4 separate regions of the Homo sapiens genome follow, and all the other regions are linked to region 1. A link is a loop called in an ENCODE intact Hi-C map of the cell type or tissue named here. Cell type or tissue: endothelial cell of umbilical vein. All regions are shown on one strand. Each heading gives the region's core, and the rest is flanking DNA. Links, peaks and the distances in the headings are about the cores only.

What was found. A loop is a pair of places that touch in the nucleus more often than their neighbours do. Peaks named below come from ENCODE experiments on the same cell type or tissue, not always from the same donor. Only the 100,000 strongest peaks of a DNase experiment are listed, where the experiment ranks them.
Region 2: a loop joins it to region 1, with 10 times the contacts of the local background. A loop is called at or near these places in 1 of 110 quality-filtered maps.
Region 3: it touches region 1 in a loop (4-fold over the local background); 1 of 110 quality-filtered maps calls a loop at or near these places.
Region 4: a loop joins it to region 1, with 2.7 times the contacts of the local background. A loop is called at or near these places in 1 of 110 quality-filtered maps.

Annotation. Positions count from the first base shown.
Region 1 is chr4:182,601,199-182,608,916 of GRCh38, forward strand. The region is part of intron 4 of TENM3 (teneurin transmembrane protein 3); the gene reads left to right. Among named protein-coding and RNA genes, the nearest start is that of DCTD, 310 kb to the right of the region's middle. In endothelial cell of umbilical vein, for the core only: no CTCF peak of the experiment used is centred there; DNase peaks (open chromatin) are centred at 3,183 and 3,943; H3K27ac peaks cover 3,192 bases.
Region 2 is chr4:182,748,536-182,756,253 of GRCh38, forward strand. It overlaps TENM3 (teneurin transmembrane protein 3), which reads left to right. Exons shown (of 28, transcript NM_001080477.4): 20 at 3,265-3,497; 21 at 4,915-5,069; 22 at 5,850-6,724. Among named protein-coding and RNA genes, the nearest start is that of DCTD, 160 kb to the right of the region's middle. In endothelial cell of umbilical vein, for the core only: no CTCF peak of the experiment used is centred there; a DNase peak (open chromatin) is centred at 3,836; H3K27ac peaks cover 2,488 bases.
Region 3 is chr4:182,474,331-182,482,048 of GRCh38, forward strand. The region is part of intron 3 of TENM3 (teneurin transmembrane protein 3); the gene reads left to right. Among named protein-coding and RNA genes, the nearest start is that of TENM3, 230 kb to the left of the region's middle. In endothelial cell of umbilical vein, for the core only: a CTCF peak has its summit at 4,256 (motif pointing right); a DNase peak (open chromatin) is centred at 4,411.
Region 4 is chr4:182,530,531-182,538,248 of GRCh38, forward strand. The region is part of intron 3 of TENM3 (teneurin transmembrane protein 3); the gene reads left to right. Among named protein-coding and RNA genes, the nearest start is that of TENM3, 290 kb to the left of the region's middle. In endothelial cell of umbilical vein, for the core only: no CTCF peak of the experiment used is centred there; a DNase peak (open chromatin) is centred at 3,621.

The sequences.
Region 1 (7,718 bases), core at 1,763-6,762:
TTTTCTCACCAGGAGCAATTTACTATACTTACATATTCTGGTGTGGTGTTTTGGGGTTTTGTTGTTGTTGTGTTTTCTTTTTTCTTCTCTAAGAAGCAGTTCCAGATTGTTGTGATTTTTTTAGTTGCTGGGTCAGTGAATGTGCCTATTCTTTTCACACAGTTTGTTGCCTACAAGAGATGAGAATAAATTACTTCAGTGAAACTTTCCCTTACCACTGTTTGTTTTTTTCTTATCTACAAATTATCAGGCATGTGGAGAAAAGGACAGAGATGTAAAATGTTATTCTCAGTTGCATGTAGTTTGATTCAGTGGACATGTCTGGCATCTTCTTGGTTCTAGACCTCTGTACTTTCTCAGACTATATTTTGTTCATTACATCATATATTCATAGTGGAGCCCCACTATGAATATAACACTTAAGCACAAATCAGATGACAGTTTGTTAAGGATATTGTAGTTTCTTGCAGTATGAGGGAGATAGGACCTACTCTCTAAAGTTCCTTGCAGGATTATTTCCTAAGACAATCCATTCATCCTGACACAGTTCTATTAGGAAGTTTTTCCCTACAATGAACTGAAATCTCCATCCCTGAAACTTCCATCCTCTGACTGTAACCGTACAACTAGTAGTCTGCAACTATACAAAACAATTTTGCCCTGATTCATACATGATGGCCCATGAGCTTCTCAGTCTTCTAGAGGCTTCAGCAGTTTAATGGTCCTTCTCTGTACACATAGCATAGTGTTTCATTAAGGTTCAAAGTTAGGACTTCTCGCAAAGGCTGGCTGACAAGTGGTAAACTGCTCATACAAAAGTATGATCAGCGAAAGCTGTTTTGAGCTAATCCATTTCATTATTCAGGATCTCCTGGCATATAAAATTTCGCCTTCTTTCTTTGGACAGGAGCGTAACAGTCACTGTCTCCTTGTAATTATGTATTGCACAACCAACAGTGGTGTCTTACCTTATTGGTCTTCTGTTGGCAGCTTTGCGGGGAGGTTCCCCCAACATTCCTCTTATTCTTTATTTCTTCTCTGCCCCAGGGTTTCCGTTAGGCTTGGAGAAAAAGAGTTATCACCATAGAAAAGCCAGAAAATAGAGAGCTCTTGACGCCTTGAGAGACTGTCCCCCAAAATGTCCTGCCCTAGAGCTTCCGGTTAACATTAGGATTTAAATTAGCTTCTGGGTGAACAAAGTGTCTCACAATGAATACATTGCTATTTCTCACCATTAGGTATATGGTCTCAACCCATTCTGCCTTGAGGATGAGCTAGCAGGAGGTCCCCACAGTTAGTTGTCAACAATGAAAGTCTTTCTGTGTTTTCTTTTACTCTTGACCTAAGAACAAGGTTCTAAAGAACTCTTATCTTTTTATCCATATCAGCCACGAGTAGTTGAGTTTTATTGTTTATTTTGTATTATTGAACATTCTTCTGGGAGAAATTAGGAAGAGAAAGAACAGGAAAAATAGGCAAACAGCAGATTTCTCTTCACTTAAGACACAGTCATGTATACGGATTTTTTTTTCCTGAGGTTATTAGCACAGACGTAAATTTACCCAGTGTAATTAATTAGCACACACTGAACAGCTAATCAACACCGATTCACTATTGTCATTTGGAAAAAATTTATTAGGAAAAAAGTAATTTTCCAGTTGAGTCATCAGATTGAATATGGATATTACATTGTAGTTGACAATAATTGTTTTGACAAATATTTATGAAATATGTCAAATTAAATCCTCAGAAACGTGTTTAATTTTAGTGATGTTATAAAACACAAAAGCCTCAAAAACTGTCAGTAGGAGAGTTAGCATTCCGTGAAACCATGTCTTCCAGTGAATTTGGAATAATTTTGAGAAGAGTAAGATGCGTTCTTGTTATTCGTCTTATTGCACTGGAAATTTTGATTGATGAGACTTTAAAGAAAGAAAGTAGTTGGTTAGAAGAAAATCCACTGTAGCCATATGTGAAATTGTAGCTGGTTTCTCTATATTCAGACCATATAAGAAATCACTCCCATGGTGAGTAGTTACTGAGATTTTCTTCCATTTCAAAGTAATGCCATTAATGAATCATCAATGGAATTAATATTATACAGTTTTATGAGTTTCAGGGAGGAAATCAACCGCTGATATGATCTCACTAATAAATATACAGAATAATTAATCTAAAAATTTGTTGTTACACTAACAAATTTTAATCTGCAGTATAGTTTTGTTGTTTTCTCGTTATCCAAAGTTCACATCTTACAGTGTCGCTAATCAAAAGAAATGATATTTCAACTTGCAGTACTCAGTGAGTGAAGCTAAGCAGTGATGTGAAAATCTCACACTGTACCGACACAGTACTACTGTGGTTTCTTTAATAGTCTCACTTGGTTGGAACTCTGGAGGTGAAGAACCAGTCTTATTTATCATTGATTTTTCCTTCTTTTAGTTAAGGTTCCCTATTGAGTATGATTCTCAGACTCAGTTTCAGCTATATTAACAACTTTATCCAGACTTGTGTCTGCCTTTAACTATTTTTTAATCTAGTGTATTGTTTCATCTTTGGCAATTATTTATATATATATATATATATACACACACACACCGATTTTGCTAATTCTCACTTTTTCTGAAACTGCCACTTAAAGGTTATAAGCTATGAAGTTTAAAATTCAGTTACGAATAAATAAGAATCTCTATATTTTTCTCTTAGTTCCTCCCCCTTTTCTCTTTTCAGCACAAATTGATAGTAATTGGTTACAAAATGGCATGTAATAACCCTTGAAAATCTCAGTGATTTGTAGACTTACAGTTTATGTGAATTGCTGGAAAAGGCATAAAAGGATTTTCTACTTTGTCCTATATGTTTCAGTATAGCTATCATTTTGATTTATTCAAAAGCATTCTTTTTCACCAGGCAGTTTCTTGCTTCCATAAAAATGTTTATTTCCTTTCTCTAATGAATTTAACATTTGCTCCTGCTGGAGACAATCAATGTGACTGTGTACTGTACATTCCCACTCAGTGAATAGAATACTTCTGGTCTATAATCTCCAGTGACTTTCAGATCTCCTAGAGTCACACTGAGATCCAAAAATGCCTTTGCAGTTCATAAGCATCTCCTTATTATGTCATCATTTCCTATTAACAATCGGTCCCTATGTATAATACCAAGTGCTTGCTTACAATTTTCCTGAAAATTCCTTTTCTTTGAGCTCACTATTTGTTATACTTTGGATTATTCACTTTTAGGGCATTGGAGAGCCTATAGCTTGCCCTTTGTTTATTTTATACTTCAGCTGCTTCAGTATGTAATAATAGCTGCTACAAGAATACAGAGCAGCTGAGCAAACGCTTAGAATTGGCCCAGTACAGCAGCAGCACTTAAAGGTATGGTACAGTAACTCTCATTGAGAAGCCTTGTCCTTCAGCAACTGTAAAGTTAATTGCCTGCAAGTTCCTCATTTATATACGTGAATTAAACAGCTTAGTAGTTACCTATTAGATGTTAACAAAACGGTTCATTTGTAGCCATTTAATAAAAGATTTATTAAAGTCTTGTTTTATTATGAAGCCTACTTTGGCATGGATAGTTCATTAGTTATGTTCCCATAGCTTTTTACCTTCTAGTTCAGTAATGCTTTGCTAATTATTAATGTATGAAATTGCATATTAAATTGCCTCTTTATTAGTGCATTTTTTATTTCAATATTGAGATGTCTTGAGCCGCATTAATGTGAGATCAATTGTTAACGTCGTTAAAAAAACAGAATACCTAAACAGAGATATTGTTTACTAAACTAAGATATGATACTTTTTTCTCTTTTTATCTTCTTTAAAATGGTTGTAGGGAAGGTAAAAACAGTCATACACACACCGGGTCTGAGTCAGCCTTGCTGACGTGTGTCTGCATCCTATATGGGGTAGCTTTCCTGCCCCAGAGGAAACCTTTCCCAGCTGAAGAATTAACCTCCACCCACTTACTGATAACTAATAAACTACCATTAGTGAGGTAGTAAGTAGTGGAATCCTCCGTAATTAAAGATACAACTTCAAGTAAAATATGCCTGGGAAGGTAGCTCGATGACTAAGGTTGACTGACTGATGCTGATGCCATATGCTTTTGTTAAAGACAGCTTGGGGAGACACAGGGTACCTGTGGGGAAAAGGAATATTACTGAATATGGAAAAGAGGTCCAAAAATGAAGAACCTAAGGTTACTTAACAAAAATTTCAAAATTGGACCTGGGCCAATGGTAGGAAATTCTTAAAGTTTCACCATCATCATTTATTTAAAAAAAAAAAAAAAAGGGAAAGTCAACTTAAATTATATACTAATGAATAGTAAAAAATCACTTGGATTCTAAGTCTCTTAAAATATGGCACCTTTTATAACTTAGTATTTCTTAAGAGGACTAGGAAGGGATATTGTTTATTTGTGAGAATGGGAAGAAACATGAAGAGGGAGATATAAAGTTCAAGAATTTGCTGTGTGCTGTTAATATTTAAGGCCTATTTCAAGCCCTGGCTAAAAAAACCTTTGTCTCAGAGAGAGGAGGATAATTGAGGAAGCTATTGTAAGCTTAATTCAGTGCCTAAGCTCTGTGGTGACCATATAGTTCATTACTAAAGCCAGGACACTTGCAGAGTGAGAAGGGGCCATATCAACAGTTACCCTGGAATTGCAGCATAAACTGATAGCTGTACCAGGCAAAGAGGGACGTGTGATTACCACACTAAGTTTTATTTCCAAGAGTAAAGTTAATTTTAAGTCCAAATTTTCTTATGCCTTAGATAAATAAGAATAAGAAATCAAACGAGAAAGGCAGGTTGAATGCAGGTAAGGCTCCAGACTTGAACATTTCTAATAGTTTCTATTGCTAACTTAGAGCAAATATTTAAACTTTTATTGACCCCCTTCGCAGAAAAAGCTTCTATTGGCCTCCAAAATATGTAGCTCCTAAAATAATACTTAAAATATTTGTCTTAATTTTCTTCTCAGAGTTTCAAGAGAACACTTATCACAATATCAAGAGAACAAGAGGTAGCAGGCCGGGCGTGGTGGCTCACGCCTGTAATCCCAGCACTTTGGGAGGCCGAGGCGGGTGGATCACCTGAGGTCAGGAGTTTGAGACCAGCCTGGCCAACATGGTGAAACCCCGTCTCTACGAAAAATACAAAAATTAGCCAGGCGGGGTGGTGGGCACCTGTAATCTCAGCTACTTGGCAGGCTGAGGTGAGAGAATCTCTTGAACCCGGGAGGCAGTGGTTGCAGTGAGCCAAGATCTCACCACTGCACTCCAGCCTGGGCGACAGAGGGAGACTCTGTCTCAAAAAAAAAAAAAAAAAAAAAAAAAGGTAGCGTATATAAAATATGGTCCTGAATTTACTCAAAGAATAAACATCTCTGTGTCTCCAGCAGCATTACAGTTTGGGTTTCCAAAACCATTCTCTCAGGCTGAAGTAGAGGCTTCATTCTAGGAAAGTTTGAGATAAAGTTTCAAAGATGGTTATTAAGATAAGTGAGAGTAAAAGCCCTATTTTTTAATGTGAGATTATTATTAACCACTTGTAATGCTGTAGCCTCAACTTGATTGTTTAGTGGGCGTCACGCCAATAATTAAAATGTGAAAGAAGGTTCTAGACCAATAGCAGCTCTCAAATGAAGGTCATTCTCAGGAGTCAGTATTGATATATATTCTAATTAAAACCTGGTGGATATAGTAGGGATACAAATCACAGTTTAGCGTCATGAGAAAAGCATATGCTTTAGAGACCTGGTTTGTAATCCTGCATCCACCATTTTCACTAACTATTTAAATGTGAGGTCACATATTTAAATGTGAAGTCAGTTTCCAATGCAATAATAATACCTACTCAAAATGATTTATAAGTGTGAAATGAAATAAAGTAAGTGGAGCACGTGGCACATGCTAGGTGTTCCGTAAATGTTTTTAAAATAATTACCAAATGGTAATAGCAGCCATTGTGAAGGGCACCTCATTGGTTAATACCTTTCATCATAAAGTAGCTCTCATCTCTCCAAACAATAAGAAAAGCATTTGTCTTAACTGAGATATTTTTGTCTAATTTATCTTTATGTGTTAGGTAGGCTAAACATGAAATTAAACCATGGTTAATTTTACTAGATTAAAATCTCTTAGTTTTCTCACTCTTCCCGTCGCTTAACAAAAAGTAGGTGGATTTTTGTAGGTAGGAACGCCCAGACTGTTAATTTTGTTCTTGAGAAGAAAAAAAATCTTCAAATAATAATGAAAGGCAACTATTCATATCCTTGAAACATTTAATTAACTAAAGTAATAAATGTTTGGAATGAATCAATAAAAGCCTTCATAGATGCATTGTCTTCACATCACTCAGAAGTGAGACCCCAGTTTTATTTAAGGTATTGAACGCTTTAGAGTCTTTTGTGCATGATAAAAGTACTGTACAATAGAGTGGGAGTGTTATTTTGTTTAATTGGAGTGAACCAGTTTCTTTTTAATAGCAATTAAGACACCAAGAAAGTATGCATTAATCATTTGCTATAGTCCTTAAGTGATATTGAAAGCGTAATTTCAATAAATTGCAGATACTGTATATTCTGATAATGTTTGGCTTTGGATAACCGTAATCTATATAAAATGTTCACACATGATCATCTTAATTTTCATGGTACCTGTAGAAATGAATTGTTAATTACTTCTAACACATTTTGAATCACACTTTTTTGAACGTGAACAGTGTAAAAGGTAATCTGTGCCTTTACTCTGGTCCTAGTCAGTGATTGCGATTAAGCCATTATCTTCATCTGAAAATGACCTGTCATTCTCAAGCACTTCTCTTCCTCTCGAGCAACTGTTTTGTGAGGCTTTTTAAAAATACCATTCACTAGTATTGTCTGTAAAAGTATGTCTCAGTCCTCTTTACTTGTGTATGTGTATGTATTTGTACATAAGTATGCATACATATTTTATGTCTACTTGACATCCTTGCTACCTGGTGATTTTATTTTTTCCTGGAATCAAGGTGTATTCAGTTTTTTTAAAGATTGATTGATTGATTGATTGATATTTTTTTGAGACGGGGCCTTGCTCTGTCACTCATGCTAGAGTGCATTGGCACAATCACGGCTCCCAGCAGTCTTGACCTCCCATCTCTGGTTCAAGCAATCCTTCTGCCTCAGCCTCCTGAGTAGCATGGACTACAGGTGTGGCATGGTGCCCAGATAATTTCTTAATATTTAATTATTAGCATTTATTTATTTGTCTACCGGCTGCTTGGCGTTTATTTTCCACGAGGTGCAAGGTGAAAAGTTACAGGTGTCAGGAGAGCTCACGTGCGCTGGGACAGTGAGGAGGGCTGTCTCCTTTTTGGTGTTAGCTGTGTTGATGTAAAAGAGCGCCCTGCTCGTCCGCTTGCTGCAGCCGCCCGGTCTGCAGGGTCCGCGGCGGCGGGGAGGGATTCTGGCGTCCTAGCGCTTCTGCAGGCCCGGGTTTGGGGGTGGCCGCTCAGGTCAGGGCTAGGACCCAGCACTGGCTTTGCTGGACAGGCCATCGGACTGCCTCCTGGGAGGTCCCCAAGCCAGGCCACAGGCGGTCCTGCTGCAGGGGTCCTAGGAGGCCCCGGGTGCTCTGCGGACCATAAAAATACCATGGCCATGAAAGGAGCTCGCCCGCCAGTGACCTGGGTCAGCCAGGGGCTCAGGGGCGGCTTCCCTATGGC
Region 2 (7,718 bases), core at 850-5,849, 150 kb after region 1:
CAAATTAGGTGACCTTGAATCCCAGTCCTATGGCATATGATTCAGAGCTTCACTGCCACCAGTCTGTCAACTAGAAATATCCAGACTCACTTTTTTTCCTTTTAGTACTTCCATGCTGATCCCTCTTTTCATTTAGGAGAGACCAGCATCTAACAACCAGCTCTAATTTGCCATCCTAGCCTGCGCTGCTGGGAATTTGTCAAGTTCTCATTTCCTACCATCCTGTGGGAATATTTCCAGAGGCTAATTCTCTTCTCTAGGGCCACGTAGACTCCCCCACATTTGTTCTTCTGGACAATAGAGTTGTGTCCAAAAGTACAGCTTTCATTTATCAGACATTTTTAAAGCCATTGACATTTGTTGCTTGATGGAGAAATTTCTATGTCTTCTAGGAAGGAGATGCTTCAGGACAGGAAATAAGCAAATATAAGCACCACTTTGGGCATTCTCTCTTTACTTCCCCACTAGGATAAAACTGATGACAATAAAGGCAAAGCTTATCACTTGAATGTCCATTCGTTTTTGCACCAAGAAAACTCACGTCCCATAGCTAAAGAGGATGCCACCACCACTGAAGCTGCCACCTCAATAATCTGTTTGTTTGTTTTTTCTCAAAATGAGGGCATCCTGAGGAAGTGTGCATGATTCATTTACCATGAATGAATCATCATTGTTCATCATTACTCTCTAAACAATTTAAAGTGGGTATATTGAGTCTTCATTATTTTAATAGTTTAGGATATTATAAACTGCTGTTATAACAGCAGAAGTAAAAAAACAAATTTAAACCTAACCAAGTTTAGGTTTAACAAACCTAAACCTAAACCAAGTTTAAACCTAATCAGTTTTTTTCTTTTAATATTTTCAGAAACAACTCATACTTTAGTTAATTATTGTATTCCTGCACTTTCTAAGGTTATAAGGCAAAAGACATTGCACTGTAGGAAGAGACAGGACAAAAGCGAGTATAAGGACGGTTAATTCTTAGTGAGTATGTAGTATGCGCTAGGCCCTGTTCTAAGGATCTTACATATATAGTTCGTGTAATCCTCCCAGCATCCTGTGAAATATGTATTATTATCACCACCTTTACAGGTAAGGAACCTGAGGCACAGATAAGTTAGGCAGCATGCCCAGATCATACATTTAGTGTTAGTAATGAAGTTAGGACTTAAACCCAGGCAATCGGGTACAGAGTTCATACTCAAAAGATGTACAACTGAGAAGAAAAAAAAGTATGTGTGTTATGTATACACATGAGTGTATGCATACCATGTACACAGCTAGTCACAGTTAACTGTATAATCAGGGAGGTAGGAAAGACTAGAGGGGCCTCTCCAATGTCATGTCTTTCAAAGTAGACTCAGCTTGGTGGAGTTGCAACTCTGTCACCAATTATATATACCTGAAAGACCAGCTGTGTCAACATTAGACTGTTTATAGAAAGGAAAAAAAAAAAACCTCTAAAATTGCTCTGAATGTTATATTGATTTGTAACTCTTCACTTCTTACAAAGTAATAAGCTGCCACATTAAGGGATGCAATATGTGTTGCTGCATTAAGATTGTAGGCATCAGCTTAGGAAAATGATATCATAACACTTAGCACAGCAAGTTGATCACTTGGCATAACCCAGTTGTTCTGAAATGTTTTTCTTGCACAATGACTTGCATCTTTCTGAGTTCATCTTACTTTTTACCATTTCACACACATTTACACACTCTAAGATGTCTTGCCCTAGTCTGTCTTTTGTCACTCAAAGGCTGGAAAGGAGATCCCAAAGCTGAAGGACATACAAAGCTCAAGCCTTTGTATGTCTTTGTATTTCTCTGTATACTAACATCACAGCCTAAGAGCTCTTCAGAGCTCCACAAGGCCTCTACAGACTCCATGTGTGATCTGCTGGCCTCCTCTAACAACATGAGAAACACTTAAACAATTTTAAGAATAGAATCTCTTACAGGAATGATAAAGTACAGCTATTCAGCACTTAGACGGAAAATCATCAAGTAGTGAAAATTGTTTTATTAGAACCTAACCTCATTGGTAATGAGGAGACTACTGCATCACTATTAGAATAAAAATATTCATATAGGTAGATTTATTATAAATATTTTAGATGTTCACAAATAAAATAAATGGAAACAAGCATGTAACTGTGTGTGTGTGTGTGTTCGTGGCTGTATGTGGAAAGAGGGAGAGGAAGAGAGGGAATGAGAATTAATTAATATAACTAAGTTCGTCATCAAAAGATACATGGAGTTTGATAGATTCCCATCATGTTGACGTCTTGGTTGGGACACCAAATCATTTAAATTATTTTTCAGGTTTTTGTTCAGAAGACAATCTTTGCACATGTACAAGATTACATTAATTTTAAGAATGTGGCATTGAGTGTCTGTAAGGATATTAACTTTTTAATTCCAATGATACGTCATAATTTGTCCCCTCCTTAACAGTGTTGGGCTTACCATTTTTTACAAGTAATGGGACATAAAATGTTTTACATTTGCATTTCTTTATATTTATAAAACTGAGGCACTACATTTTGTATGTCACTACATTCATAGACAGGTTTCAGAGCAGCTCAGTATACAAACTTTGGAAAGAAAACTGAAGGATCCAGCATCCTAGCTCACTGCCACAGGCCACCAACTAAGACTCCCCCGTAGACTTGAATGACCTCATTTTAATATTTAACCCCATAGGACAGACACTGGCACTTTTCTGGATTATGATAGAGCAACCAAGACAGATACAGTGGTACATTTCTTCAGGGGGAGGGTTTTTAGTTTGAAAGGATAATACCCTATGGTGAGGTATGAGCGGAATCAGTAGTATATTGTACTTCACTGGAGAATTTGATGGAGACATGCTTCCCCTGGAATAAACTTTATGTCCCTCATTCAGGGGCAGTTTTTTAATGGCTTTGCATTGAGCACAAAAGATTTAGACAATTTGCTTCTTTGTTTTAGGGTAGACACATACTGCCTTTTAAAGGTAATATTTTTTAAGATGACTGTTAGTAAATTGTTGAATCCTCAGCGTCAGGCAAGGAAGGCAAACAGTAATATCAGAGAAATGCTACCTGTGAGCACATTCTTTTGAGTCATTATTAAATAGACAGTACTATTCATGTCTAATCTTTGATCATGGATTCCAGACTATAATCAGTTTCTCATGATCTGTTTTATTTTGCTTTTAATTTCCCTCTGTGTATTAGGAGTAACTCCCTTTGATGTTTATCTATGATCCTTTTCACAGCAGCAACCCAGCTCATAGATACTACCTTGCAACGGATCCAGTCACGGGAGATCTGTACGTTTCTGACACAAACACCCGCAGAATTTATCGCCCAAAGTCACTTACGGGGGCAAAAGACTTGACTAAAAATGCAGAAGTCGTCGCAGGGACAGGGGAGCAATGCCTTCCGTTTGACGAGGCGAGATGTGGGGATGGAGGGAAGGCCGTGGAAGCCACACTCATGAGTCCCAAAGGTACCGGCAGTTGGCGATTTGAGGATTTCTTTTTATTTATTAAAAAAAAAAAAAAAGGGGTTGAAAATCCATTTAGTGCCTAGTCATGTTTAATGCTGAGTCTAACTTTTTACCTTTGACAGTGTTCTGGAAAGCTGTTTCACATCTAGGGTTTTTAAAAGCCATGTAGCATGAAACTGCTAGCATCCTAACTTGGTTTTACAGTAAATACTAGGTTCTTGGCATTTTTTATTATCATACCATTTTATCAGCTCTTCAAAGAATGAAGCAACTAACTACTCTATATAATTCAGGCCACATCCTGTTCAACTTCAAGGAAGTATCCAAATTCTTTCATAGTCCTGGAATTTCTTTGTCATGAATGAGTCCCAGGCTTCTTTAAAACCCATCACTAAGCAACCCTGTGAGCCCTCACCCTCTTTGGAGAGCTGTGAAACTTTTGTTTCTATGCCATGGGAAAAAATCCTTGCTGAGAGGAATTTTGGGAGGTAACAGGGCTAAAAAAATTCTACGTGATAAAGGCTTTTAAACCAGGCAGGAATGATTCCCTGCTCATGTATTATGGCACTGAATACAATGTTTTTGGTTTGGGGCCTTTATTTTTTTCATGGTAGCTGCTGACTATTATGTGAACAAGGACTGGAAAAAAGTATCTGTACTGAATTATTCATAATAGAAAATTTCATTGTAACGGGGTCAACAAAACACTAACCTTGGCTTAGATCTATTTTTGTTAGAAGGATATGGTTACTGTAAGGGAGCTGGAATGGAATTTGAAACTGGTTCTGTAATTTATAGACCACAACATTATATAATCATTGTAATTTATATTTGAAACATTCAGGTATTACCTGTGTGATACATATACTCACAGGAGATTCTGACAAAATTGGATTATTTCCTTACTGAATTTTTTTTTTTTTTTTTTTTTTGAGACGGAGTCTCACTCTGTCGCCCAGGCTGGAGAGCAATGGTGCGATCTCGGCTCACTGCAACCTCCGCCTCCCGGGTTCAAGCCATTCTTCTGCCTCAGCCTCCCGAATAGCTGGGACTACAGGCTCACACTGCCACACCCAGTTTTTTTGTGTGTTTTTTAGTAGAGACAGGGTTTCACCGTGTTGCCCAGGCTGGTCTCGAACTCCTGAGCTCAGGCAGTCCGCCTGCCTCGGCCTCGCAAAGTGCTAGGATTGCAGGCGTGAGCCACCATGCCCTGCCTCCTTACTGAATTTTTAATTTATTTGTATTATAAATGCCTGTGTTGGTTTTTTCTAACGTGTTTGCAATCTGCAGTCCTACCTGCTACCTGTCACCCGTGTTGTCACTGGGGTTAAATAACTGAGTTTAATAATGGGCCTAATAGTTAATCAAAAGTAACCATTTTTGAAAAATTAGTAATACTTGCTTCTCTCAAATACAGGAATGGCAGTTGATAAGAATGGATTAATCTACTTTGTTGATGGAACCATGATTAGGAAAGTTGACCAAAATGGAATCATATCAACTCTTCTGGGCTCTAACGATTTGACTTCAGCCAGACCTTTAACTTGTGACACCAGCATGCACATCAGCCAGGTAGTTAAATACTAAGCGGACTTGTTTGTTTTTCCTCTAGGTGACTTGACTTATTCAGTCGGTAGACTATGATGGCACCATATTAAACTGCATATATCATGTGTTGCAGTGGTTCTGATAGGGCAGTTCCATTTACATGTATCACAGGAGCTAATAAAAAGTTATTTTCTTCTATAATTCTACATTTGATGAATTCAGTGAGATACAGAACAATTATCACTAAGAAATGCTAAGCATTTGTAATAAAATACCAGTAAAGTAGGAGCATGCAGGTATTCTAAAAAGAACCAAACAACTGAAATCTCTAATCTTTTGATTGCATGAGCTCCTTAAGTAGTAGAGAGAACCCACTATGATTAGTGCCAAGGGACTTATATTTAGAAATAGAAACTTTACTGTTGGCCTGATTGAAAACACAATAGAATACTAATCTATTCATAACCTAGAAAGCCCCAACATTTGGTGGTTATTGCTGCCATAAGGAACATGTGTGTTCATAGCTCATCGATATCTGTTGACTCACTACGTAGAGGCCTATTTGCTATTTGCCTGTAACTAGCAAATCTTTCTGTGAGCTGAATTTTAAAATAAAGTGTTATTTCCTGTATCTATCTTCATTCATTACTTTTTGGTTTATTTTACTGAGGCTATTGAAAAAACTATTATCAGACAGTTTATCTCAGATTAATGCCAATTTCCCTGAATGGTCTAATTTACTCTTCTGGCGAATTAACTGTAGTGCAGTAACTTACTAACCAGGCCATTTCTTTTTTTATTAAGGTACGTCTGGAATGGCCCACTGACCTAGCCATTAACCCTATGGATAACTCCATTTATGTCCTGGATAATAATGTAGTTTTACAGATCACTGAAAATCGTCAAGTTCGCATTGCTGCTGGACGGCCCATGCACTGTCAGGTTCCCGGAGTGGAATATCCTGTGGGGAAGCACGCGGTGCAGACAACACTGGAATCAGCCACTGCCATTGCTGTGTCCTACAGTGGGGTCCTGTACATTACTGAAACTGATGAGAAGAAAATTAACCGGATAAGGCAGGTCACAACAGATGGAGAAATCTCCTTAGTGGCCGGAATACCTTCAGAGTGTGACTGCAAAAATGATGCCAACTGTGACTGTTACCAGAGTGGAGATGGCTACGCCAAGGATGCCAAACTCAGTGCCCCATCCTCCCTGGCTGCTTCTCCAGATGGTACACTGTATATTGCAGATCTAGGGAATATCCGGATCCGGGCTGTGTCAAAGAATAAGCCTTTACTTAACTCTATGAACTTCTATGAAGTTGCGTCTCCAACTGATCAAGAACTCTACATCTTTGACATCAATGGTACTCACCAATATACTGTAAGTTTAGTCACTGGTGATTACCTTTACAATTTTAGCTACAGCAATGACAATGATATTACTGCTGTGACAGACAGCAATGGCAACACCCTTAGAATTAGACGGGACCCAAATCGCATGCCAGTTCGAGTGGTGTCTCCTGATAACCAAGTGATATGGTTGACAATAGGAACAAATGGATGTTTGAAAAGCATGACTGCTCAAGGACTGGAATTAGTTTTGTTTACTTACCATGGCAATAGTGGCCTTTTAGCCACTAAAAGTGATGAAACTGGATGGACAACGTTTTTTGAGTAAGTATATGAAAATTCTACTCTGATTATAAAATACTGTGATATAATAATATCATCTATAATAACAATATAATCTTAAGAGCTGGAGGATTCCATGTTTTTGAGAGTCTAGAGCTTCTGTAATTTTTGGATCCCGGCTGGGCACGGTGGCTCATTCCCGTAGTCTCAGCTCCTGGGGAGGCTGAGACGGGAGGATTGCTTGAGCCCAGGACTTCGAGGCCACAGTGAGCTATGATTGTGCCACTGCACTCCAGGCTGAGTGACAGAGCCAGAACGTATCTCTAAAGAAAAAAAAATGGCCGGGCGCAGTGGCTCACGCCTGTAATCCCAGCACTTTGGGAGGCCGAGGCGGGCGGATCACGAGGTCAGAAGATCGAGACCATCCTGGATAACACGGTGAAACCCCCGTCTCTACTAAAAATACAAAAAAAATAGCCGGGCGTGGTGGCGGGCGCCTGTAGTCCCAGCTACTCGGGAGGCTGAGGCAGGAGAATGGCGTGAACCCGGGAGGCGCAGCTTGCAGTGAGCCGAGATCGCGCCACTGCACTCCAGTCTCTGGGCGACAGAGCGAGACTCCGCCTCAAAAAAAAAAAGATACCTCTTTCTGAGAAAGAAGACAAAATTGCAAGATACAAGATGTAGGGCCTTGGAAAGGGAAGGGACTCGTGTAAGGGAGAAGCCCAAAGCTTAAGTTTCAGTTGGCTTCATGGTAAATTTACCTGTACTTAAGGATTAACATCTTGCTTCCAATAGACCTAGCATCTTAGCAAACCTTCTGAGAAGCATCCCGCAGCTGTGGTTTGGGGCATAAAGCCTTTGGCTCTAGGTTTGCCCACCTGATAAAGCTGACTGTCTCAGGAACTTGCATTGAAGAAAAACTTCAAAAACATTTACAGTGAACTTTGCTGATTACGTAGAAGGGCTTAAGTTTTTGTAATCGTTACCAGAGAAGCTACACTGTGCCTCAAAGAACCTTACAACTAAATGCAAGTCA
Region 3 (7,718 bases), core at 1,333-6,332, 130 kb before region 1:
ATTTGCTCTCTATGCATTCAACCATATTTAAATGTATGATTTAGATGAGTGAGTGTAATTCAGCTAGGGCACTATTTAGCATTGTGGATGGGATAATTCCTCTTTTTGAGAAACTGTCTCTTATATTTTAGGGACATCACTTAGTCTAAGTATCCTTAGAGGCTAACAGACATTGTGGCAACTCAAAAACTTCACACCCCGTTTCCAGACATTCTCAGGCAATGAGAACTGTCCCAGATTGAAAATTACCGACATAAATCCCAAACATCCTTTTTAAGCCTGTTTGCTTCTTTAGAGGTTTAAAAGACCTGTTAAACTGTTTTGTTTCTGTTCTTTGTGTGCATATTTCTTACTGTTTTGCTTTATTGACACATAGAGTTCATGCCTATTATATTTTCATTGTAGGCTGTAACCTTAATATATATCCTTTTTTATCTAAGTGAATGCTTTCTTCTATCATAATTCTATTTTATTTGATATTAATATTGTATCCCCTTCTTTTTAATTGAACTTACCTGGTTTATGTGTGCCTCTAGCTTTGCATTTAACCTTCCCATTATCGCTGCTCCCTAATGCTGTTGTCCTCTTGTGCATAATGGTTGCAAGTCACATTGTCCCATCTCTCTGAGACCTACTCGTATCTACACACTTCAGCTCTTCAAAAGAGTTGATGTTAGTCATGCTTCATTAAAATTTCCCCCATATAAGTCCTCTGAACTGCAAGGGCTTCTGAAGATGGGCAGTGCACACTTATTGGAGGTACCTTCCTTCCACTAGTCACAACTGCTGTGGATCCAGCAGAAATTCCTCACTATTTCTGGAATAGGAGGACTCCTTTAGTGGTAGGTTACCCCCTGGTTTGGTATCTTTAAGTCGTTTCATTTCATATTAGAACGGAAGACTGTTAGATGCCTATGCCTAAGTTGCCGTCTTATTTGAAAGTTGGTTATTTTTTAAAAAATTATTCTTTTTAAAATATATCAGTGATTATCAAATTATGTAAATACAAAACTGGTCGTGGAATGGAGAATGGGTGTGTCTACTATTGGTGTATATTACTTATTTAAAACTGATCAATTTTTTTTTTTCTGGGTCAGTTTTGTGAAAGTGTAACTTACTCAACAGAATGACTTGATGGAAGTTGTAGTGAACAAATCATATCATTGATGACGGGGGTGTGTTTTTATATGCCTAATAATGTTAGACTGAAATGCCATAATACTAGAGGAAATTTAGAAAGCATTTTGTAGCTCTTAAAAGATTGATACTTTGGTAGCTTGCATTATTAGAAACCAGAACATCTATCTGCATACATATACATACTTCTTTATTCAGTTCATAAATTTAACTTGTGAAAATGACAAGTAGTAGCAAGCTCACACTCGGGATTTAATCTTCACTGACTAATTCATCAGACATTTTACCTTTCTGTAGTCACAGATGGTTTTAATGTCTGTCTGTATTGAACAATCACTCAGATGTGTCCATCTTCGTCTTTATTGGATAAATAATAATTCAGTATCCCTCAAGTGACTATGATAATTGGATTCCAGAAGAGAATTCAAGGCTTCTAGGTACTATCATATTCAAAATTTGATCTCTGTGTTCCAGTCTCTCTCGTACATTTGAATATTTTCCAGCTTAAGTGGAATATATGGGACAGTAGTATTTTGTGTAAATTACTTAGAATAGATTTTGTAGAGAAGCCCTAAGTGTAACCTCTTTGCTTTTTAAAAATGGCATTTGCCATTCCAAAGTAAGTCCCTGGTGGTGTTACTTGACTCATTCCAAAATGACCTACACTTGATTAAGTGAAGTCTCATCTAATAGCTGAAACTCCCCAGAGATTTTTAGTGGCTGTTTAAAATGAATGTCTGTATTTAAACCCATTTTAGTCTATAGCCAACCTTTATTTCCTCTATATCCAGAGGCAGAAAACAGATGTATTTCTTTTTTCATCTCTTGTTGGTAAAAACAGATAGATGTTGTGGCAGTGGTTATGTGTATGACTTTTAATTGTTTGGGTTTGGAGAGAAGAAAAACCTGATAGCATATTAAAGTATTTAAGACAGGCTTGATGATTTCTGTGATGCTGGAGAAATGTATATTTTTATTGTCAATGTTTTGAAGAGTTAGAAAATGTTTATTTTTAAAGAATGGTACTAAGAGCATAAAATTTCAGCAGTCCATTCTATGTTTTCAAGATTTATGTATATTATATATAGAAACATACATGTGTGTATATGTATCTATATATTTGGACACACATATATTTCATTTCTCAAGTTTTTATTGCTGTAATTCTCTGAATTTACTCATGCTTTCCTTAGGAGCCTCTATATCAACTGCAGAAGTGAACTTTTAGGTCTGACAGTGAGCTGAACAATACTTCCACGGATAAAGTACATGGTCTTGAAGATCAGCTGCTGTAAATGTTATAAGAACTTATTATCGATGGGAGAAGCTGAAGAATACCATCTCTCCTGTTGTCTCACAGGAGGTCATTACTGACATTGGTTTTGACATACTTGAATCTTCAGAAAGGTTATTATTGTCCACTTCTTAAAGTTTAGTCTGAACAGGCTTGTTCTACTTCTAAACCCAATTGAAATGAGTCTGTGTTCAACACTGTTTATAAGGTTCTCCATGCCAGAGGACAGCCGCTATCTATAGCAGAATGAAGATGAGGCAGAACTATTTCCGTGAGATATTTTTACTTCAAATATTTATTTCAAGGATTGTGCCACAGTTAGTATTTTAATTTGTTTTTAGTAGTGACCTTGGCTGCTGTGTATATTGGTACAGTGTGCTAGAGGCAGCACTTTTCACTGTCCATTTTCTTCAAAATCTACGATTTGATCAAAACCTTCAAGCACTTTACAGTCTAGAACCTTTGAAATGACTAGAGAGTTGTATAGGGATTGTTACCTTGGGTAGAAAGAGCCTTGTATGAGCATCCTGGGTGACTGTTTTCTGAGTTTTACCCGGAAGGAAGTGTGAAGACACTGTCTTCCGTCTTTTGCCGTCATCAGCGTTCCACCTTCATTGAGACCCTGCAAGACCCTGGCAGCCTTGGCTTCCAGGCATGGTTTACACCATGTGAAAGCAAACAAGTAAACACAAATATCAAGCCTAAATTTATTTTTTATGGTCACAGAGTTCCTAAAGGTTAAAAACTTTCAGAATGGGTCTGCATAGGGCCCTCCCACCGGCCTCCTGAATCCCTCCTCCAGTGACTTTCCTGTCAGGTTTATAATGTCTTTTCGTTCTTTATTTCTTGATTGCATTCTATGATTTTCCCCTAAGACAAGCTGTATGATTAAATTACCCAAGTTTCCAGGATTATACTTTTCTTTACATAGCACAAGCTGTTTAATACATTTTGTATCTGAGATGCAACAAATCACATCTGAGATACACAGATAAACAGCAGTTCATCTACTTTATTTTTTAATACTTATTTTTAATAATCAAATAAAATCATACTTTATGTCTTTAAATCATATTTTTAATTACAGAAAGTGAATATTGAAAAACAAAGTAAAAAATAATGAATAAAATTATGCAGATGCTCTGGAAAATACCTGGAGAGAACCTGTGACTAATTTGGTACAAAGCAGAACAAATGTTAATTTAGTTATAGATTATATATACTTTTATATCATACCAATTGTCAATTTTACACATAGTGAGAACTGTTTCAACTGTAAAATGTCTTTCAGGAACAAATCTGAATATTAATTTAGCTTACTTGTTTCTGTGGAACTTAAACACTTTTGCACTTTTCTTTAGAATTTTGAATTTTAAAAAATTAAAAATAACTTTTGTAATTGAGGTAATAATCCTCATTTGTAGTGTTGAAAATATTATTTTCATACTACTCTCATTCTTTAAAAATAAACACTAAAAATAACCAGTCCAGTAAAATTAAAGAATTAGTCAAATTTTTTCTAATGTCATGTGAAAATTTATTGACTATTTTATTTTTTGAAATATTAGTGCCATTGTAGTGCCAGTTAAAATATTTAATGGTTGATGTACGGTACTTTGCTAATATTCATTCTGCTTATGTCATTCTTATAATATTTTTAGGAAAAAAATTTGAGTTTCATATGTAGAGTTTTTTTTTTAATAATTAATCTCCTGTAAAGAAGTGTGCCATATGGTGTAAAATTTTGCTGTACTATTTTTCAAGATTTTTTTGTAGCCCTCACCGTGAGTCTTCCCAATCACAGGCTTTCATCCTTATACAGTGACTTGACTCTTTGCCACTAGAGGGCAGTAAAAAAATTTATATGTTAATAAATATACCATTGTAGCATTTTTTTAGGCTTTTGTACTATTGTTCTAGAATATCAACCCTGGAAAGTTTATCTAGATGTCTGCTCTTCAACCAGAAAGGAAATACACAAACCTGGGTAAATTTATCTTCAAATCTTTATGGATTATACTTAAATTTTGTGTTGGTTATATTAAAACTAGTTATGATATTATAGATAAAATATTATTTAATCATGCAGAGTTTCTAGAAATGTATGGTTTTAAAGTACTCCTTTTGTTTTATTAGGGTGGGGATTATTTTAGGAATGGAAGACTTTTATGATTGATGGTTGTTGGCTAAATTTTATTGGATAGATTCTTATTTGGTACATTTTATTTACTAGTATATTTTACTTGAAGGAATGTTTGTCTTTTAAAATGTTTTTCAATTTTTTGAAAATTGTAGTTGGAAACTAAAAGATTCAGTACGTAAAATACTTTGGACCCAATACTTGTCATAATTTTCCTTAACAATATAGTTAAGTGTTCAGTTTAGTTTCCTGTTAGACACAAAATACAGTCTTTTAGCTTGGCAAGTTAAAAGTCTGTAATTTTCAGAAGTGGGTAGAATTACTGAGGGATAGAAATGTTAAAATTTTCTAATGATACTATACATGTTTATAATTTATTTAGTTCTGTGATGAAATACCAAAGACCACTTTTATGGATTAGTCAGGCTACGTTTTTATATTAACTTACCTTTTTATTTATTTTATTTTAATATAAATAAATTCATGAATTTGACGATTATAAATATATTTATTATAGTCAGCCCATCATCCCCAGAACACTGCAGCCTAAACTCAGGCTTATGAGTACTTAATTACTAAATTGGAAAGTGTAGCATCTTGTTAAAACAGCAAGGCTTATGATATCGAATGTGTAATTTTGAAGAAATGAGGAATGCCATTTGTTTTTATTAAGCTGGGATTTGAGTGTTTGAAGAAAGCATTGAGGGAGGCATTTCTTTAGAAACTGAAGTAATAATCCTCATTTGTAGTGTTGAAAATACTATTTTTACAGTACTCTGACTCTTTATAAATAACCATAGGATCTACTGATAAATTGTTTTTTGTCATTTTCCATTCTATGGAGAATTCTACGTAACTTCAAAATTAGAAGTAAATATTTTTGATCTCTTAATGGAGTATAATTTTCTTGTGAGGGAAAACCCAATATATATTGATTTAGGATTTCTGAGATATAAGAACCTTTTTTATGATATTGATATTCTGTAAAAACAAATAAACGGATGGAATTATAAAGTCTTTTTCCCTGAAGTGTTGCCTGCACGTTTAGAAAATAAATGTATTTAGAAAAGACAAAAGTAAAGAATAGTTATTTTTTTTCACATAATCTATTAATATATTGTATTCTTCCTTGGGTATGATGGATAGCAACAGGAAGTATTTGATTATAGTTTCAAAAATTGTATCAACAGTATTCTGTTTTGAGAATTACGATCTATATTATTGTAGAATTTTAAAAGTGGTTTTCCAGATATCACATTTTTAATCTCTCTGAGCTGTGTGGAAGATTCACTTATTTTGGTCATGCTAAGCTTCCTTAGTGAAATTGGCACTAAAAATAAAACCAATAATAATAATTTAACAAGTAAAATCTTGAGTGGAGTCTAGAATTTTACAGTAATTTAGCAAGATATCTTAAGTTTCACTCTCCCAGTCTTTCAAACTGAAGCCTTTTGCAAATATAGCTGCTGGAGGCTCTTGGTATCGTTAATTGTTTGCTAAAATATCCTAGAAACACAGCAGGCCAGTTTTCTAATGATGTTTTTCAAAATCACAATTTCCTTTTGCCAAAGTGTGAAAGAATTGTTTTTGAAATACAGTTTTTAAGTTTGCTTGTAGGCCTTAAGTAACTAATATATTAACACATTTGCTTTAAATTCATATATATGCATATATATTTAATTTTAAAAAGTGTCTTCGTAAAGATGAAAAGTTAAAATTTGGTTCTAATTCTATTTGGAACTCTGTATCTTTGAAAACAGTACTATTTAATGAACAATTGGTTGTATCATTTTAATTTTTCTTTTTTTTGAAAAATCAAAGCATATAGATATTTTATGAAATTTTCTTAGGCTTCTTGTATTTTAACTCTGAATTTATGTGGTGGATCTCTAGACACAATATGAATTTTCTGTCAATGACTAAAATATGGTTTTATTATGTCAAATCTGAACTGACATATTTTTAGGCAATTGTTTCAGGGAACAGAGAATTGGGTATTTGATTTTGAGATATACGGAGTCATTTTATTGAGTTTGAAAGGCACAAGTAGTTGAGAGAGTTTCCTTTTTTTCTGTTAAATACTAGTCTATTTGAAGAGTCGTTTTCTTTTCTTTCTTTCTTTCTTTTTTAATATAATCCTCTTATCTATTGCTTGGGGTTAGAAGTTGAGAAATTGCATTTTGCCAAAGTGAATAATTGAGAATTTGTAACACAGACTCTGAAAAATAATTCAGAGAGAGGCCAAGAGAGTTTCTATAACAAGTCGTAAATATATTTTTTAAAGAAACAGACTGAAAAACTAATTTCTAAATCAAGATTTAAATGTAACAATAAACAAGGAGTTAAAGAGAAAGTCCAGATATAAACCTAAAAGTTAAATCGCTTTTCTTTATCTTGAACTTTGTGACAATAAAGAAGACACCTCATTTTCTCTTTTACTTTACCTTGACTTTTCTGAAATTCTTATGAAATAAGTATAGCTCCTGTTAGTTATCTGTTTTAAACAATCTTTTGTGCTTAAAGATTCATTATTCAGTAGGGTAAATCCTCACCTTTACACTTACGTTGAGATTTTTTTAAAATTATTTTTCTACTTTAAAATATGATTATAGGCCGGGCACGGTGGCTCACACCTGTAATCCCAGCACTTTGGGAGGCCGAAGCAGACGGATTGCCTGAGCTCAGGCGTTCACGACCGGCCTGAGCAACACGGTGAAACCCCGTCTCTACTAAAATACACAAAATTAGCCAGGCATGGCTGTGTGCACCTGTAGTCCCAGCTACTGGGAAGGCTGAGGCAGGAGAATTGTTTGAGCCCAGGAGGCAAGGGTTTCAGTGAGCCGAGATGGTGCCACTGCACTGCAGCCTGGGCAACAGAGTGAGACTCTTGTCTCAAAAATCAATCACTCACTCAATACAATAAAATACAATACAATTATAATTTACTTCTAACAATAACTTAATGATTTTTTGCTTTATATCAAAATTTAAGAAGTGATATTTTCTTTGTTACTTTCTTTCATTTCTGGTTATTGTAATGGAAGGCAAAATATGACATACCAAAGAAGTAAATTTCTCTAGACAGTGCACAACACTGAAGTAAATGCAGATACTGTATCTTAATTGAGTATATTTAAATGCAATGTT
Region 4 (7,718 bases), core at 1,741-6,740, 71 kb before region 1:
AGCCCACAGGTATTTATTGTGGGGCTGTGCTGTGCGTTTTAGGATGTTTAGCACCATCTCTGACCTCTACCTACTAGATGCTGGTAGCACCCTCCTAGTCATGACAACCAAAAATGTCTCCAGACGTTTTCTAATGTCCCCGGGGGAAAAATTGCTCCCAGTTGAGAACTGCTAGCCTGGAGCATAGTTGCAGAGAAATGGATCTGTTTTGGAGGTAGAATTAGTAGGACTTGTTTATGGATTCCCTGTGAAGGTTGAGAAAAAGGAAAGAGCTCGAAGTGAATCTTAGATGTTTGGCTTACATGCCCAGTGGAGTTTGGTGCCATTTACTGAAATGGGGAAGACTGTGGGAGGACAGGTGATAAAGGGGACTGGGCAGGTGGAAATCAAATCGTTTTTGTTGACTTGGACATAGCAAGTTTAAATCCAAAAGAGATGTCAAATGGGCAGCTGTTGAGTCTGTTGCTCAAGGGAGAGTATTTTAAAGCAGAGTCTGGAGAGAGTGTAGATGGAGGAGAAAAGAGTGGTCTCGAAACCAAGCTCTGGGAGTGGTTGGAGGAGAATGGACCAGTGAAGAAGGCTGGGTGAGAAGAAATCAAGGAGCCTGTGCTATCGTGGAAATCAAGAAAGGAAAGTGTGTCAAGGAGGAGTATTCACTTTTGTTAAATACTTCCGAGACATTCAATAAGAAATGCTAACACTGTTTTGTTATAAATAACTGAAATTAATTTTAGCTGTGAAAAAATTAGGTCCTAAAGTAAATAAAAAGATAGTAATGGGGACATAAAATAGGCTGTGAAATGAATTTAAAATGCCAAAAGTTACAAATCCCAAAGACATAACCCTTGCTCTGGATGTGCTACAGATCTTGGCTGTGGACATTCTAAAAGCCATTAGAAAGCCTTCAGTCACTTCCAGTATTCACAATGACCATAAAGTAAAAGGGGTCCCCAAGACCACCCCAGGCTAGATGATTTGCTGGGAGGACTCACAGGACTCAATATGTTAGTCATACTCACAAGTAAGATTTACTAGAGTGAGAGGAACTACAGCAAAGTCAGCAAAAGGAAAAGACATGTGGGGTGAAGTCTGCAGGAAACCAGGCACAAGCTTCCAAGACCTCTCCTGTGTGTGTCTGCCACAGGACAGTCCATTCCTGTGGCAGTGAGTTATGACAGCATGTGTGAAATGTGTTCTGCCAGGGAAGCTCGTAAGAGACTCCGTGGGCAGGTTTTTACTGGGACTGGTCATGGAGGCACCCTCTGCCCGGCATGTACCAAAATCCCAGGCTCACAGAAGGAAAGCGGATTCAGCATAAACTGCACTGTGTGCATAAACAGTTTAAACATGGTGAGCTGCTCTCATTAGTCTGAGAATGGTGGGAACCTTCCGGAAATCTGGGTTCCCAGACACCAGCCACGGCTAGCCTTGCAAGCAGGCCTTTTAAAGCCGTCTCGGGACTGCTATGTGAACTCTGTTTTTTGTAAACAGGCCAAAGCCCAAGGAAAATACAAGCATAGTTGGCACTATGACTACATCAGAATTTCTCTGGAATGGGCATTTGTTTAATAAACTGTTTCTAACATATTCTAAATCATTTGGATAGCTAGTAAGCTAAAATTTTTGTCTGTATGTATTGGGAGGCAGTCTAGCATATAATAAAATAATCATAGACTGTGAAATTTGACAAATATGGCTTCTCTAGTCATGGCTCAGCTGCATACTCTCTCTGTACCTCCATTTCTGGTAATAAAACCTACCATTTTGAAGATTCAGTGATATATGCATATAGTACCTAGAATAGTGACTGACACGTGGTGGCCATTCAGAAATACTGGTGGCATTGATGTTAATAATTGCAACAAGAGTTGTTTTATTATTGTCTTTCTTGTGTTAGACATGCCATTACTTTTCCTGGATTAATCGATTGTAATATCCACTCTCCTGTATTTTCACTAAATGGCTTTCAGTTTTTCAATTAAACTTTCAGTTGAACAGTATCAGAGGCATTTTAATAAAAAATTTTACTGAGCTTGATTAGTTGATGAGAAGTAAATTGCTCGTTTTTGATTACCACATTAACTCTTTCTGGCCATTAGGGTACCATTTAGTAAATTACTTCTCTTTTTGTACAGTACTCAAAATGTTACCCAAGTGACCAGAAAGAGTTAATAATGCACCAACAGGCTGAACACTTGACTACCTCCTTACTATTAGATCAGTCTCATTATATTAAATGTTTCCCTTCCTATAATTGTCATTTTCTTTAAAAAATGAAATATTGGATACAGTTATTTATTTTTAATAGACCTTATAAGCTCAATGAAAAGTATGCTGAGTTCACTCATATACCTTCTAAGGGGATTTAAAGTATCGGTACTCACTATATAATATGCAAAATCAATCCGATGTGGATAATAAATGCACCTTTCACAGTGCGCAAGAAGGGCATTATTTCCCAAGGGTACAAGTGATTCCCCGATTATGATCTGAGTACTAAGGAGTCATATTATTATGCCTCCCTAAGTGCTTGAGCACTAAAGAGAGTTGTGCCTCATGGCATTGTAGCAGGTAAACTTTCATGTGGGCAGGAATCCTGCCTTTTAAATGTATACATTATCAGTACTCCTGTGGATGTGTTTTTATGGCTAATTCTAATACAGCTTTTAATTATTCAGGAGTACTCTTTACTTTCTTATGAATAGGGGTCTGCAATCTATTCTTAAAATTACATCTTTTGCTGGGCACGGTGGCTCATGCCTGTAGTCCCAAGCACTTTGAGAGGCTGAGGTGGGAGGATTGCTTTAGCCCAGGAGTTTAAGACTAGCCAGAGCAATATTGAGACCCCTGTCTCTACAGAAAATTTAAAAATCAGCCAGGCATGGTGGTGCATGCCTGTAGTCCCAACTAATGTGGAAGGATCACTTGAGCCCAGGAAGTCGAGGCTGCAGTGAGCCGTGATCACACCACTGCACTCCTGCCTGGGCAATAGAGGAAGACCCTATCTCAAAAAAAAAAAAAAAAAAAATCTCTAGTCAAATATTTTTCCAGGTCACCTGGGAAAATTGTTGTTACTCTCTTGGAAAGAATATTCGACTCCTGAAGTACTAGTTTTTGCAATATAAAAGGTTGTCTTTCACTTTGGGAGGCCAAGGCAGGTGGATCACGGGGTCAGGAGTTCGAGACCAGCCTGGCCAAGATAGTGAAACCCCGTCTCTACAGAAAATACAAAAATTAGCTGGGTGTGGTGGCAGGCATCTGTAAACCCATCTACTTGGGAGGCTGAGGCAGAGAATTGCTTGAATGTGGGAGGGGGAGGTTGCAGTGAGCCAAGATCCACTGCACCCCAGCCTGGGCGACAGAGCAAGACTCCATCTCCAAAAAAAAAAGATTGTCTTTTCATTGATATAGTATAGTCCAATAATCCATGAGCCACTTAGTGTTTACTGAGTTGTCACTGAATGTGTAACATTAAGTGCTTTCAGTGATACAAAACTAATATATGACTGGCTTGCTCATTGATTCAGTAGATGCTTGCTTAGAGAGCTATGTGCTATGTACTCTAAGAATACAAAACATCAAAGAAATTGAAGTCTGTTGGGGGAGATGATTAATGATGACATCATAGTACAATACCATTGCAGCTGTAAACATGCATTCAGAGGAACATGCCCAGCTACTTCAGCATGTCAGAGGGAGAACCGACCCAGAATGGAAGGAGTCAGGGTTATTTACCTCCAAGAGATGAGGCTGAGCTCAATCTTACAGGATAAATAGGAGTCATCTGGCTATTTGTACCCCAGAGGACAATATAAAGATACAAAGTTGAGAAAAAAGATGACGGGCAGAGGGCTAGTGCTATAATAGTCTCTTGTTGTTTATTTCATGTGCAAAGCAGAAAGCAAGGCTGAGTAAGTAGAGAGACATCAGGTTAGGGATATGCCATGGTTTAAATTTGCTGAGTTTTTTGTAACCTAATTAGAAAAAGGAGAGTAATGTGTGTGTACACAGTGGAGACAGTAAACACATGGTCACTGGAGTTCATTATTTTATACATTCTTCCCCAGAATCCATATGGGGCATAGTATTATTTTTCCTGTTTTATATATAAGAGCTTGTTTCTTCGAAATATTAAGCAAATTGCCTAAGGATTCAGAGAAGATAAGCGATGGAGATAGAATTCACTTCTACAGAATTCCAAAATCCAAACTTGCAGAGATATTGAACAACTTGCCCAGGATTATACAGTGAGTAAGCACTTAAAAACGTGGATTTGGAAAGTGGGATCAGATTATGTTTTCTGGTTATAACTGGATTAATTGAAAATGAGGACGATCACTGATTTCACAGTGCTTTATTCTTAGAGATGTGCCAGATTACAAAATGGATCTTTTTTCCTCTTATACTATGTAGCACCTTGTCCAAGCAAGCTGAAACTTGGTGGATGGTTTTTGTTTTATAACATACTTTCTTGGATGATTAAGAGTCAGGATTGCTGTGGTACTGACTTGCACCCTCCTCCTCAAATTAGCCCAGTGCAGAGATGTAGCCTTTTAATACATACAGGTGGAAAGGTAGCGTGGATTATAATAAGAAAACAACAACCAAGCTGTACATTTTCCTTAGATGATTAGATCTGCCTCAGGAAATCCTGCAGAGTTTCAAATAGAAATGTGTTCATCTTTCCTATGGAAAATAAATTCTCAGTGAGACTGCTTACTTATTTTCAAACTCTGACCCTCACGTACATATTTTGGTCAATTTTGATACTTGTTCTGAAATTCTTGTTGGTATTTCTATTGAAAAAATGAACTATTGTGATTATTGTATTCTTCTCATAGACTCTGAGGCAAGGCAGAATACTGCTTAGGCCAGGATTTGGGCAGAGAGGGAGTCTTTTTTTCATAAAGAATTTTTATTGTGGCTGGGAGTGGTGGCTCATGCCTGTCATCCCAGTGATTTGCGAAGATGAGGTGGAAGGATCACTTGAGCCCAGGAGTTGAAGACCATCCTGGGCAACATAGTGAGACCCCCATCTCTACAAAAATAAAAACTAAAAAATTAGCCAGGTGTGGTGGCATGCACCTGCCGTCCTACTACTCCAGAGACTGAGGTAGGAGGGTTACTTGAGCCCAGGAGTTCGAGGCTGAAGTGAGCTATGATCGCGCCACTGCACTCCACCCTGGGTGACAAAGTGAGACCCTATGTCAAAAAAAAAAAAAACACAGAATTTTTTTGTAATGGCATTTAATCTGTAATGAATTATGATAAACATTATTACATTATTATATGTTAATAATACCTACCTCTCAGGATTAGTGTGAGAATTAAATGAGTAAATATATGTTAACATATGTGAAATGTTTAGAACAGTTACTGGCACACAATAACCTCTATACAAGTATTTGTTATTATTACACATTTTTTATTTTATTTTATATTTAGATTATCTATTTTAATATTGTATATGTATTGGCCTTACAACAATGAAGAATTCCGTCCAATATGTAGGAAACTCCAAATGGGAATTGAGATAAATGCCACGAACAAATATGGTGTATTTTTATTTACTTTAAATTTGCACAGATTAACTAGATTGTTGTTTCTGCTGTTAGTAGTAATATTTTTATTTTCTGTTTATAGCAAGTCTTTCTTCTTCATAGATCAAGTTTGTAACTTGCAATTATGTTGGGGCAACCAGTGTCAACTGGCACTGTCCAGAGAAAATCCGTTGAGATTTGTAAGCCATTCTTATAAAATTAACATGCAAATAGCCTCTCAAGTCTTTCTTCTATCAGTGTGGCCATGTTCTAGCAGTAGGACTGAAGACCATTGAATAGGAATGTTACAACTAATGCCTCTACTGGGCGCCGGAGCAAAATAGCTGCCAATAGGCATGCCATGCTTTTTAGCTTCAGTGAAATTCCAGTTAGAAATCTTGAGAGGTTTCTTAGTGGCTGATGGCAGCTCACAAGTGGGTCAGAGGATCACATCCTGGCCGCCGCAAAAAGTACACACTTTTTTTTCTTTCCTTCTGCCAAGACCAAAATCACTGACTTGCTGGAAAGAAATAAGCAGATGTGACTGCTGCTCATCTTCAGGCCAGCCTCCTATGTTTTCCTGCTTTGATGGCTTGGCGGAACGCTGGGCACATATAAATATTTTATATTGGTTTAGGCTTCATTCCTCAGCATGGAGCCTGTTTCTGCTAGCTCATGGTGAACGTTTCTGTGAAGTCACTCCTTCTTACCCCATATCCATGAAAATCTCATCTGTTGCCTCTCCTGGTGTCAGAAAGCTGAAGTTTAATTCATGTAATATTAGATATTTCATTTGTTTGTCAGATGGAATGTTTATTAAATAGTTTTTTACTCTATGTCAGGGGTTCTTTTTTTTCCCTTGTTTGCTTTTTATGCATTCAATGATTATTCACTAAAAGCCTGACAGCTGGCAAGATATCGATACACTAGGTACTTTGAAGGAGTGTCCAGAAGAATGAAAGACATAAATACAGTTAACTGTGTGTTTCAGTTAGGGAAAAATAAGGATTTCAAGGAAGTACAGTGTGAATGAAGTGTTAGGAGCTCTGATAATATCTGCCATTTCTCTGCTCTAGAATATCTTGTCTGATTTCTTATCTTTCTCCTGTTTCATCCTTTTTGCATTCTCTCGTCATCCTGTGGAACTCTTACATAAATCAGTGTCATTGGTGGTTTCTTGACTCAGTTTTCAAAAAGGCTAGCTCCTGCAGTCATTTCATCATGAACTACAGTCTGTAATTGCAGGATCTAAACTCTTGGTTTATAAATATCATTGCCGTCTCTTTCTCTTCTATGTAAGATCTCTCTCTTGTCTAGTTCAATCTTCTAATTACGTACTTCGAGGTCTTTTACCAATTGTTTGCACCAGCTACTTTATCTTTCTGTTTCGTGCTCCATTACTCCCTAAACCAAATTCTCAGCTTCAGTCAAGTAAACTATTTATTTACCATTCCCGGAGCAGGCACTTTGCTTTCTGCTATTTCTTGGCCTCTATACTTGCAAATGCTTAACATTTGCATGTAGAATGCTCTCCTTCCTTCTCACCATGAAAACGTCTTCTGCCCTTTTTCAAAAGTTTTCTATGACACCGTCTGCATAATCTCATTGCCTCTAGTAATTCTACATTTTCCACATGTGTTTAATTATTTAGCCATGACTAGTTACTTGACGTTAATTTTCTATCAGGTTTCTGTGGATACGTTTGTGTCCCTGTCTCTGTGTTTTGTTCATGCTGCAGCGTGTTAAGTTTCCAGGTACCCCATACAGTGTTCTGTGAATGTGCACAGATGCAAACTGAAATATATTTATATGACCATGGAAGATGATTGATTCATCTTGCTGCTCACTGACTGCTATTTTGGAGAGTGCATTGTTTGTAATCTTCCCAGTGATTTAACTGTTTTTATTAAGTGAGGGCTTTAAAGCACTTACCATTTGCTTTTGGCTGTTCTTTTTGAACAGGAGTAAAAATGCTCATAGTGCTTGGCAATTGAATGCTTAAATATATACATTAATTAGTCTAATATAAGCTTTTAGATAGTGTTTTTTATGTTCACGTTTTGGGCAAGTATTCAGGCATCCGCACGTCTCTTCTGTTTACCAAAGGTGTACCCAGGAAGAGTTTGAAGAAACAATGTTATTAACAATTATTTATGGAGTTCCCAGAGGCACAAGGCA